Regions from separate parts of the Mus musculus genome. Here region 1 is linked to region 2. A link is a loop called in an ENCODE intact Hi-C map of the cell type or tissue named here. Cell type or tissue: left cerebral cortex. All regions are shown on one strand.

What was found. Peaks named below come from ENCODE experiments on the same cell type or tissue, not always from the same donor. Only the 100,000 strongest peaks of a DNase experiment are listed, where the experiment ranks them.
Region 1: a loop joins it to region 2, with 8 times the contacts of the local background. A loop is called at or near these places in 2 of 42 quality-filtered maps.

The regions. Positions count from the first base shown.
Region 1 is chr12:89,787,686-89,792,685 of GRCm38, forward strand. All of the region lies in intron 14 of Nrxn3 (neurexin III), which reads left to right. Among named protein-coding and RNA genes, the nearest start is that of Gm40538, 620 kb to the right of the region's middle. In left cerebral cortex, no CTCF peak of the experiment used is centred here; DNase peaks (open chromatin) are centred at 1,292, 2,498, 3,816 and 4,334; H3K27ac peaks cover 319 bases.
Region 2 is chr12:89,651,512-89,656,511 of GRCm38, forward strand. The region is part of intron 14 of Nrxn3 (neurexin III); the gene reads left to right. Among named protein-coding and RNA genes, the nearest start is that of Gm40537, 680 kb to the left of the region's middle. In left cerebral cortex, a CTCF peak has its summit at 2,038; DNase peaks (open chromatin) are centred at 567, 1,331 and 1,889; H3K27ac peaks cover 271 bases.

The sequences.
Region 1 (5,000 bases), 140 kb after region 2:
TCTCAACAATATGGTTGCCCAAACAAGTCTTGAATTAGGAAAAGAGCAGTCAGCATCCTGAAATGGACAGAGCAAATGTTACAAGGCCACATTCCAAGACAAAGAACTATAGATAATCTGTGGCTGCTAAGAGTCAGTTTTGTCCATGGACAGGCCCCCTGGATGGGTTATTTATTCCCAAGTTGTCAGCCCTAAACACAGACGTGTACAAGCAACACTAAATAAACTCAGTAGGTCATGAACTTGAGAGAAAGCAGAGGCAGGGTTGGAGGACTTGGATGGGGTATAGGGAAATATAAGAATGATGTAAATACAATGCTCATATATTTTGTACTGAATAGCAGAGAGCCATATTCTCAGGCCAAGGCCTAAACCGCCTTTCTGTTGGGCTCTTCTCCCAAGCCAAGTTTATTAGCATGTTAGCTTCAGACCACTCTGACTGCCATCAAATCAGATGGAGGGTGAAGACCTATAAGGAGAAAAAGTTGGCTTGTATTTTAGGCTCAGAGGTGTACCTCAGAGGAAAACTGGCTACTACTCTCAAAGATTACCTCTTCCCATTTCTCTCCTTCCTCTCTTCTTCTCTCCTCTCTTCTCCTCTCCTCCCCTCTCTTCTCTTCTTCTTTCTTTGTTATTCCTCCCCTTTTCCTCTTTGTTACCAACCCTTCTTTCACTTCATTTATTTTTACATGATAAAATAATTCCCAGGATGCCTCAGGAGGACAGCTGATTTAAGACCTTTCTCACTGAAAGAATAATAGCTTTCTTCTTTTCCACAACCATCTATTTCATGATGCAAATTATGTTGTTTAATGTTAATTGTCAATTTATGAGAATCTAAAATCACCTGGGAGATAAGCCCATGGGCTTTCCTGAGGAAGTTTATCTTGGTTGTGTTACTTGAGATAGGAAGACCTTCTGTAGATGGCACCCTTCTGTGTATGGGATCCTGGACTTTTTTTATCAATGGAGAAAAGACAGTGAATAGCAATGTGTATCCATTGCTCTATGTTCATAATTTTGTACACATAGTGACACATTCCTCCCAGTTCCTACCTCCTTGACTTGCCTGCAGTAATAAACTACATATACTTAAGCTGTGAACTAGAATAAACCCTTTATCCTTTAACTTGCTTTCATGAGAATATTTTATCACTGAAGCAGAAGAAACTAAAACAAAACTCAGTTATTTCTTCTTGCTGGATGCTTTCCTTGATTTCTTTACTCTGTTTTGAAAATTCAACTCGACTTCTTTAGTCTTACAAAACGCTTGGCACAGAAACAATCACAAAATCATAGGCCATCTGGTCCTACACTGTTGCCAGTCTCTGTACTACTAGAAATGAATTTGCCAGAGAATTCGGGAGGTAGTCTGACCCTTTTCCTAAACCAGTCAGATACTCCTAGTACCAAGTAATAATATTAGCTAATCATAGCTTACCCATACAGATTGCTTAACACACCTGATATTTTATAGTTTATGATTGAAAGCCAATATTTGATCTAGGGTAAGATCCAGAGCCAAAGGGATTGGGTTCAAATTCTGCCAGTTAATCTCTTTAAGCCTTGTGATAAGTAGGTTTTCAAAGTCCCAGTTTATATAAACTGGACGTAATTTTAGTTACTGTAAGTTGTTAACTTAAAAGGAGTGAATAAAAAATAAAATCTTAAACCTGATAAAAAGTGAGATAACATGCTAATTATTCTACTTTATATCCAGTGTTTATCTCCAAATGTTTAAATGTGCTCTTCAAAACCATGAGCTATATATAGAAAGAATAATACTTTGAAACAGTACATAATCTACGTTCTCACTTACTGTAAAGAGCACAGAAGCTGCTTTTACAGTGATACTGATGATTGCAGATGGATAATTGAGAAAGAGAGATGTGGAAGAATTCTGTGACAACCCCTATGTCTCCCCAGCCCGCCCCTGAAAAGTAGCAGCCTAAACAGAAAGCCATTGAAAAGAATTCTTGTTTTAAATTTACTTATTTATCTATTTAAATTTATTTATTCATTTTACATCCCACTCACTGTTCCTCTTCCTGGTCACCTCCTCCCACAATTCTTCCCCCATTTCCAGCACCCCTTCTCTTCTGACACATCAAGTTTCTGCAGGTCTAGGTACATCCTCTTCCACTGAGGCCAGACAAGGCAGCCCAGTTAGAAGAACATATCCGAGGACAGGCAACAGCTTTTGGGCTAGCCCCTGCTCCAGTTGTTCAGGACCCACATGAAGAACAAGCCACACATCTGCTACATATGTGCAGGGAGGCCTAGGTCCAGTCTGCATATGCTTTGGTTGGTGGTTCACTCTCTGAGAGCCCCAGTGTGCGTTAGTTGGTTCTGTTAGTCTTCCTATGGAGTTCCTATCCCCATTTGGTGTTGGCAATTCTTCCTTCTATTTTTCCTTAAGAGTCCCCAAGCTCCATCCACTGTTTGGCTGTAGGTGTATGCATTTGTCTGAGTCAGCTGGTGGGTGGAGCCTCTCAGAAGAGAATTCTTAAAAACTGTGATAGAATGATGAAGCTAGCTCTCTGCAATTGATGGCTTCTAGTGGGGTGTGGGAGTGGAGGATGACTCAGTTCTATTTAAGAGGAAGGCCACTGAGAGTTTGACCATAGTCCAGTGAATATACAAAGGCTACAGATGACCTTATATTTTACTTTTCTTCTTTAAACTTTAAATTGTGAGGTGTGTGTGCACAACGTTGGGGGAGCAGACATGGGAAATGTGTGTGACCAGGGCACATGGTGTGGAATTACCAACAGATCAATAAAAATGTTATGTTGGAACAAAGAAAAGAAATCGCTGCAAAGTGAGAGTGATCTCAGGTGACAAAAGGCATAGCAACTGTGGCAAGAACTAACATACAGATGGATTTTAAGCCTCCTGTGAAACCAAATAGTAGTGCTGTCTTCTTTCTTGTCCCTTGTACATGAGGCAAAGTGGGTTCTACCATACCTCTCCACTTCCAAACGATGGGAATCTAGGGCTGAATATCATGTCAGGAAGCTCAGGACCAGTGAAAAAGGGGAAAGGAGAAGGAAAAGATAATCTTGGGTTTCAGGGTTGCTGAGGCTGACTGAAGTGCCCATTTACATTACATCCATTTTTTTAAAAAGATTTATTTACCTTATGTATACTGTAGCTGTATACTGTATGCTGTACACTGTAGTTGTCTTTAGACATACCAGAAGAGGGCATCAGATATCACTAGAGATGGTTATGAGCCACCGTGTGGTTACTGGGATTTGAACTCAGGAACTCTGGAAGAGCAGTCAGTGCTCTTAGCCACTGAGCCATCTCTCTAGCCCAATTGCATTCATTATTAATGTAGGTTTAATATGATTTTATATATTTCTCGGACCCTTTCTATGTCTCTGTATCTTTGTGTCTTTCTCTCTGCTTCTTCCCACCCCGTTTCTCTATATGTATGTATATCTGTCTCTGTCTCTCTTTCTTTCACACATATACACACAAATATACAAGTACACACCCTTATCAGGAGAAATTGACTTCCTAAAGGGAAAATATAGCAGTTTATGAGTTTGATCATATAAAATACCATAATTTTTTAAAGGAAAAGTGAAGATCCTCAGACTATTTTCACGATCATTAACTCCTGATAATACTTACTATTGTTATTAGTCAAAGTTAAGATGGCTACTTTCTAAAATATCTTCTCATTACCTGCCAGCTTTATGCTGAAACACCAAGGCCATTTCCTATGGCAGAGCTCCCTCTAGCACCTCCAAGTACTTCATTTTGTTTGCTCTCAGGCCCAAAGAGTGACTTACAGGTTTTAGAAGCAGCCTTCTGTGTTTTGGGAACATTGCCCAGCATTAACCTGATCAGTTCTGTTTATCTCACTTCACAGAAGCTGGATTAAATAGATAAGGGGATCTTTGGGACAGCCTATTCTGAAAGAAGCTAGACAGGTGGCTTTGTCCCAAGTCACAACTGAAGTTAAAAGTACCATTACTTTTGTCAAGCCAACCTGATTCCTTTTACCTGCTAATAACTTTCCTTTGAAAAAGGACCAACAAAAAAGCCTCTTAGGCAATGTTTAAAGTACCCACCCCATACACATATAGATTTTAGTTTGAATTTTAGCCCAATTTTATGTTCAAGGTTCCCTTATTGGTATATCCCAAAATGAAGAGTTCTTGGCAGCTGTAGTATTTGTATTTAATTTGAGTAGCCCACCTTGGCGTCAGATCAAAGTTGCAGGTCCTCTTTTGAAGCTTTGGGTGTCTGAGATGAAGGTGGTTGACTCTCAGCAGAGCCTCAAAATGTATTGCTGAAAGCTCTCTGTGAAGACAGGGAGGGCGAGGGGGAGGTGTGAGATATTTTAAAAATAAGACACTCTGCTAAATTCTCTGCCAACCTCCATTCCTGCTGAGTGGAGTTTAAGTAACAAGTATCAGATAGTTCTTCCAGATGTCGGCTATTTTAAAAGGCAAATGCTAGAAGTTCTCTGGACAACATTAGTGATATCTCTGGTAATAATGGTGGTGGCACTGGTGGTTTTGGTGGTGGTGATGATGATCTTGGTGGTGGTGGTGATGGTGGTCTTGGTGATGGTGGTGGTTCTGGTGCTGATGGTGCTGTTGCTGATGGACTTGATAGTGGTGGTGTTAGGGATGATGATCATGATAGGGTTACAATGGCAGTGATTGTGGTGATGATGAAGGTGAAAGCAAAGCGATCAGTGATCATGCTCTTGTGATGCTAGAAAGTAGATGGTTACCCCACAGTCACTTTTACTTATAGCAGAGTATGGTGATAATTCTGTACATTTGGAAAAAAGAAAAACTAGACTGGAGAAAAAAATTACCTAATAATCAATGAAGGCCATCATGTCATACACAATACGAGTAACATTTGATTTTTCAATGCAGGAAGCAAGAGGCGCATCCTAATAAAATTATCATATTATCCTTGAGCAATTGACATACAGGTCAAGGAATTGCAGGATGATATTTTTCAGGTTA
Region 2 (5,000 bases):
ATTCTAGGTCTGATAATAACTCATTGTGTTCCTAAGAAATTTAGATTTATTTTTTAGATAACTTTGTATGCCTGGCAATGAAACTCTCAGCTTAATGGCACCTTCTCAGTGATCTTTCATGGTGCCTCCTTAACCAAAATGTTTTTTTTTTCCATAGTCTTCCCACTTGGCACCCATGATTTCTTTAATCTCAACTCATTCCTTGACTTCAGAAGCTTTCTCGGCTTCTCTTTTTCAATGTCAAATTCTTTTGTTTGGTACCATAACTGATCATGGGCTGAGATGCGCTAAACCGATTTCAAGTCTTAAAGAAAACAACAGAGCCTGAGTTGGAGAAGAGAGGAGAAGGGGCGAGGGAAACCACCTTAACCTAGTTAATTTCATGCCCCAGTCTTTCCAGAAGTATCTGGAAGTCTGCCTGAAGCTGTCATCTGGAAAACCTTTGACTGTGTAGCGTGGCAAGAGGATGTCAAGGATCGTCATTTGCTGCCTGCTTCCTCATGGGCACAGCCAACCTAGAGGAAGCTTCATAGAGCCATGAATGACTGCATCAAGCTCCAGGAAAGGAGTGCTGATTATGTAAACTCTGTTGATGAGTATGTAATTCCAAAGCAAAAAAGGCCAGATTTGCTAAGTGAGTAAATTGTGACTGAACTGTGCAAACTAAAAGCATTTCCTTACTGGACTTGTGACTCTGGTATTGTTCTCCTCTTACTTCTAAAACTGCACATCGGCAGAAGTGCCAGGGATGAATAATTTTTTCCCACCGGGTGTGATGGTCAGCTTTCCAACACTGGGACAAAAAGCCTGAGATAATCAAGTTATAAGGTGGAAACATGATCTAACATCCTTTCAGTTCTACCCCCCTAAAACGTCTACCGCCTCTTAACGCCATCAGACTGACAACTAAGACTTTTAACATATGAGCTTCTAGGGACCGTTTAATATTGAAAAAGTAAGCTCAGTTATCTCAGGGTGTCATTTTTCCCTTGAAAAGGTAAAACTTATTCACATTATTTTTGTGATGTCCCCCTCTAATCAGTATAACACCTAGCCATGTGCTAACATTTAGGATTTTTTAGCTTATATTTCATGTTAGGCACTATATATAAAAATGCCGTGGGGAGCAAATAAATAGTACACATGCAGATTCATTACAACTGCTCAGCAAATCGTTTGGATGTGTGTTATTCTACTATAGCTGCCTCTCAAAAATGGATACCCCTACACGTTGTCTGTCTCTACCTCCCATCCCAGCTTTGGACAGCTCTCCTGGGCCAGCAAGGGAACCCATACTCATAAAATAGAAAAAAAGGAATCCTTAGCAGAGTCATGTAAGAAGAGGATGCCCTAAAACACCTACTTCACTTGGTATACAAGTAATTTTACTACTACTGAATTAAATCACCCAGACATTCTGGTCTGTGTTCTAAGATGGTCTCAGGTATGTGGTGTGAGGAAAATCTCAATAAATTTGATTTTAAAAATGAAACTGCATCCCTTTCTCTTTGTTTTATTTATTTATTTTTTTGTCTTTCTCTTTGTTTTAAATTTATACCCATGGCCCCTTTAAAAATCCATACTTTATTGCATATGCTTCTGAAAAGTGTTTACTTAGCAGTTTTGTTTTGTTTGAAGCTTGGCTGCACTTTCTTCTCTAATTAGCAGCAATGCATATCATTGCTTGGCAATAAGGGGAGAGTTTTATTTTCTTCCCCATTGGGGTGGTTTCCTAGGAAAGGAAAAGAGCGCATGCATAGCTCTGGCTCTGGGCATGCTATGGATCTTCCCACACATTCTCACCCTACCCCAGCTTTCTTGTAATGCTGTTGACTCTGGCCTATTTAGATCTTTTCTCTAATTTAAGTTGCTTGTATTTGAGTCAAGTTGAAAATGTATGATAAGCTCTGAGCTGTTGAGGCTTTGGATCTCAGGAGAGTGTTCTCCATTGATATTTCTGGATACGAAGGTGGTGCCTAGAATAAGCCTATCAGATTGTCATCTACAGTGTGTAGCTGGGATTCCTGACTGCTTAGGAGACAGCCTGCCTCCTGCTGTTCAGATGGCTTCACAAGTTGATGTTCAAGAGTAAAAGGAGGCAGAGTTCCTTGTATGTTTCTGGCTCTTGAATGGGAGAAAACAATTTTAGGAAGTCTCATGACAACCTCTGGCCTAAATGCCAACAGAGAGGCCTTTATAGCCCAACGTCAAAATTAAAATGATCGTCAGCAGTTACAGAGGGGGGTTTCCCATAATAATTAGCATAAGCAGTCATTATGCAAAACCTTGGGGGCATGCCCATCTTTATGAGCACAGTCCAATATACTAAACATTGGAGAAATATAAAAATACTATTAATTAACAGGTACAATGGTGTGAGATAGACTACCATATAATATATAATGTTTGGCATGGATAGAATCACCTGAAAGTTTCTGGTACTTTCTATATCACATGTGAATGTCTAAGTGGAGCTTACTAATTTGTCTGGATCATTTTCCTATAATTTGTATGTATTTATTGAAGTTCATCCCAGACCCAGATTCCCTCACTGTACAAGGACAGGAGACTTGAGGAAATACAGGTGAATAACAACTTGTGCATGAGCTAGACAAAAAAAAGCATCCTAAAAAGAATCCAGGATGAGCAGAGTGACCATAGAATTAATAATTTACGTCAAGATACTTCTGAGAATAAATAAATGGTTATGTCAATAGTGATAAATGGTTCTATGTAGACTAAAGTATGGGTTAGCAAGTAATATAAGGGGATGCATTTTTAAAATGTGATGGAGAAACATTTTTTCTCCTAAACTAACTTAGGTAAAGATATTGGCATACTTAATTATTTTAATGAAGATAAACTTATTATAAAGAACTTGCAAATAAAAAAGTCAAACAACTAAACTATTACTGGACAATAAGCACTTGTTCAGGCCTTAAGCATGTACGTCTCAGTGAGTTTCTGTACTGATAGAGCAGCGATTCTGTTTTACACTTTCACATCAATTACATTATTAGGAGCCTTTCCACCAAGGGGAGGGGGAGGAAAAAAAGGAAGAAACAAAAAAATCCATGAGGGTTAAAACTGTAAAAATAAGCTTTATAATGACTCAGGTGCCCTCTGCCTACATTCTGTCCTTCCTCACCCCTAATATTACCCTTTTCTCTTTTTCTACATGCTATACTATACCCCTGTGTACATTGGTTCCATAAATACATCCCTCTTTTTTGAAATGAACTTTCTTTTTACATATGAGTGAGCATTGTTTGTGTTTCTGTTTCTGGTTTATCTTAACATAAAGTCCTACAGTTCATAGATAGCAAGCTTCTAGAAGGGTTTAAGAGAAATTTCAAATGTCTTAAGATTTATTGCCTTGTGAAGGGTATTTCTTGGTCTGCAGAGCAGTTATCTGTGGGTTACATTCCAGATACATGACCAGAAAGAACAGGTCACCCCTTGGGACTTGATGACACTGTTGCTGTCATTTAGATGGAAAGGTGGCATGAAATACCCCATCATAGAATTCAACACCTACCTCATGGGGCCATCAAACCCTCCACCATTGGGCAGAGTCTGAGATTACAATGTTACATTGTGTCATGCATTTAGTACTCTGTGTGTGTGTGTGTGTGTGTGTGTGTGTGTGTGTGTGTGTGGCTACCAGAGAATGTGACTAATGAAAAGCTACAGAGAATAGATAAATTCATATGTATATTGAAAGGAAAGCTCCAGAATTAATGCATCTCTAGTGGTACACAAAGTATCATTCACTGATGTTTACATATAATTCCTAAGGGTCAGATAAGAATGTGTATATACTCAGTACTCAAGGAGAGTAACAGATGCAACTCTATAAAGTCCTTGACCTGGACAAACTGGCTATTTCCCACCTTTTTCTCTTGATAGACCTCCAACAGCCCAGCCAGTAGCTAAGCCAAACAAACAAACAAACAAACAAACAAAAAACAAACAAACAAAACAAAACATAAAAACAGAACTGAGGCTTTGAGAGATGGAATTGGTTGGTTTGTTATTATTTCTTTATTTTTGATGGTAATGTCTCTATGTTCATATTTATTGAATGAGTCCGAAGTGGTCATACTACTTATGTGCAAGAATTGCTACTTCTTATTTTTCCAGTTACTTTGACTAGTTTCAGATTCCCTCACTTTCTTTACCATCAATAAATTAAAGAATTTTCCTTTCTCGTACCAGTGTCATGTATCAGGTCTACCTCAAGGTGACAGTGAACCCAGGTGAAGAGTATAGTCACTTTTCATGAAGTGAAGCCCATCTCCCTTCTCTTGGTTCTGGATGTTCTTAGCTGTGCCCTCTGTCTCCAAATGTGGTCAGTGACACATGGACACTAATGTTAGCAATAATACTCACCAGATCCCAAATACCTTCCTTGTATTCTGACTGTTGCATGGAAGCAGAGCTCTGGTCTCTTTTACCACGATGTGCAATGTGGCTTACATTGAGTTCTTCAAAGATACTTTGAAATCCTAACCTGTAGTGCCTGTGAATGGGACCCTATTTGGAAATATGATTTTTCTACATAAGCAGATGTGTTTAACTAGTAAGTTTACAAAGGGTTATAAGTACAATGGAATGTGCCATGAGGTCCTGAGCTAAATAGCAACTTCATAAGCAGACAAGGGTCATAAACAAGCACAGAAAGCCAATCCCCTGTGAGAAAACCAAAACACATAGGTCAATGTGACATTACAACAGGTCAGAGATTAGAATCATGCATTTGTGTACCAAAGCAAACCAAGACTTGCCAGCAGTACAAGAAGCTAGTAGCAAGGCATGGGGATAGATTCTTCTCCGTAGCTCTCAGATTCCTATGGCTTTGATGATATTTTAATTCCAGGTTCATCTCCAGTACTAATAAAAATATACTACTGTTGTTTGAAATCATCCAGTTTGTTAAATCATCACTAGGAAAAAATATGTGATAGAAATTCTAGTACAATAATCCAGTCCCATGCTCC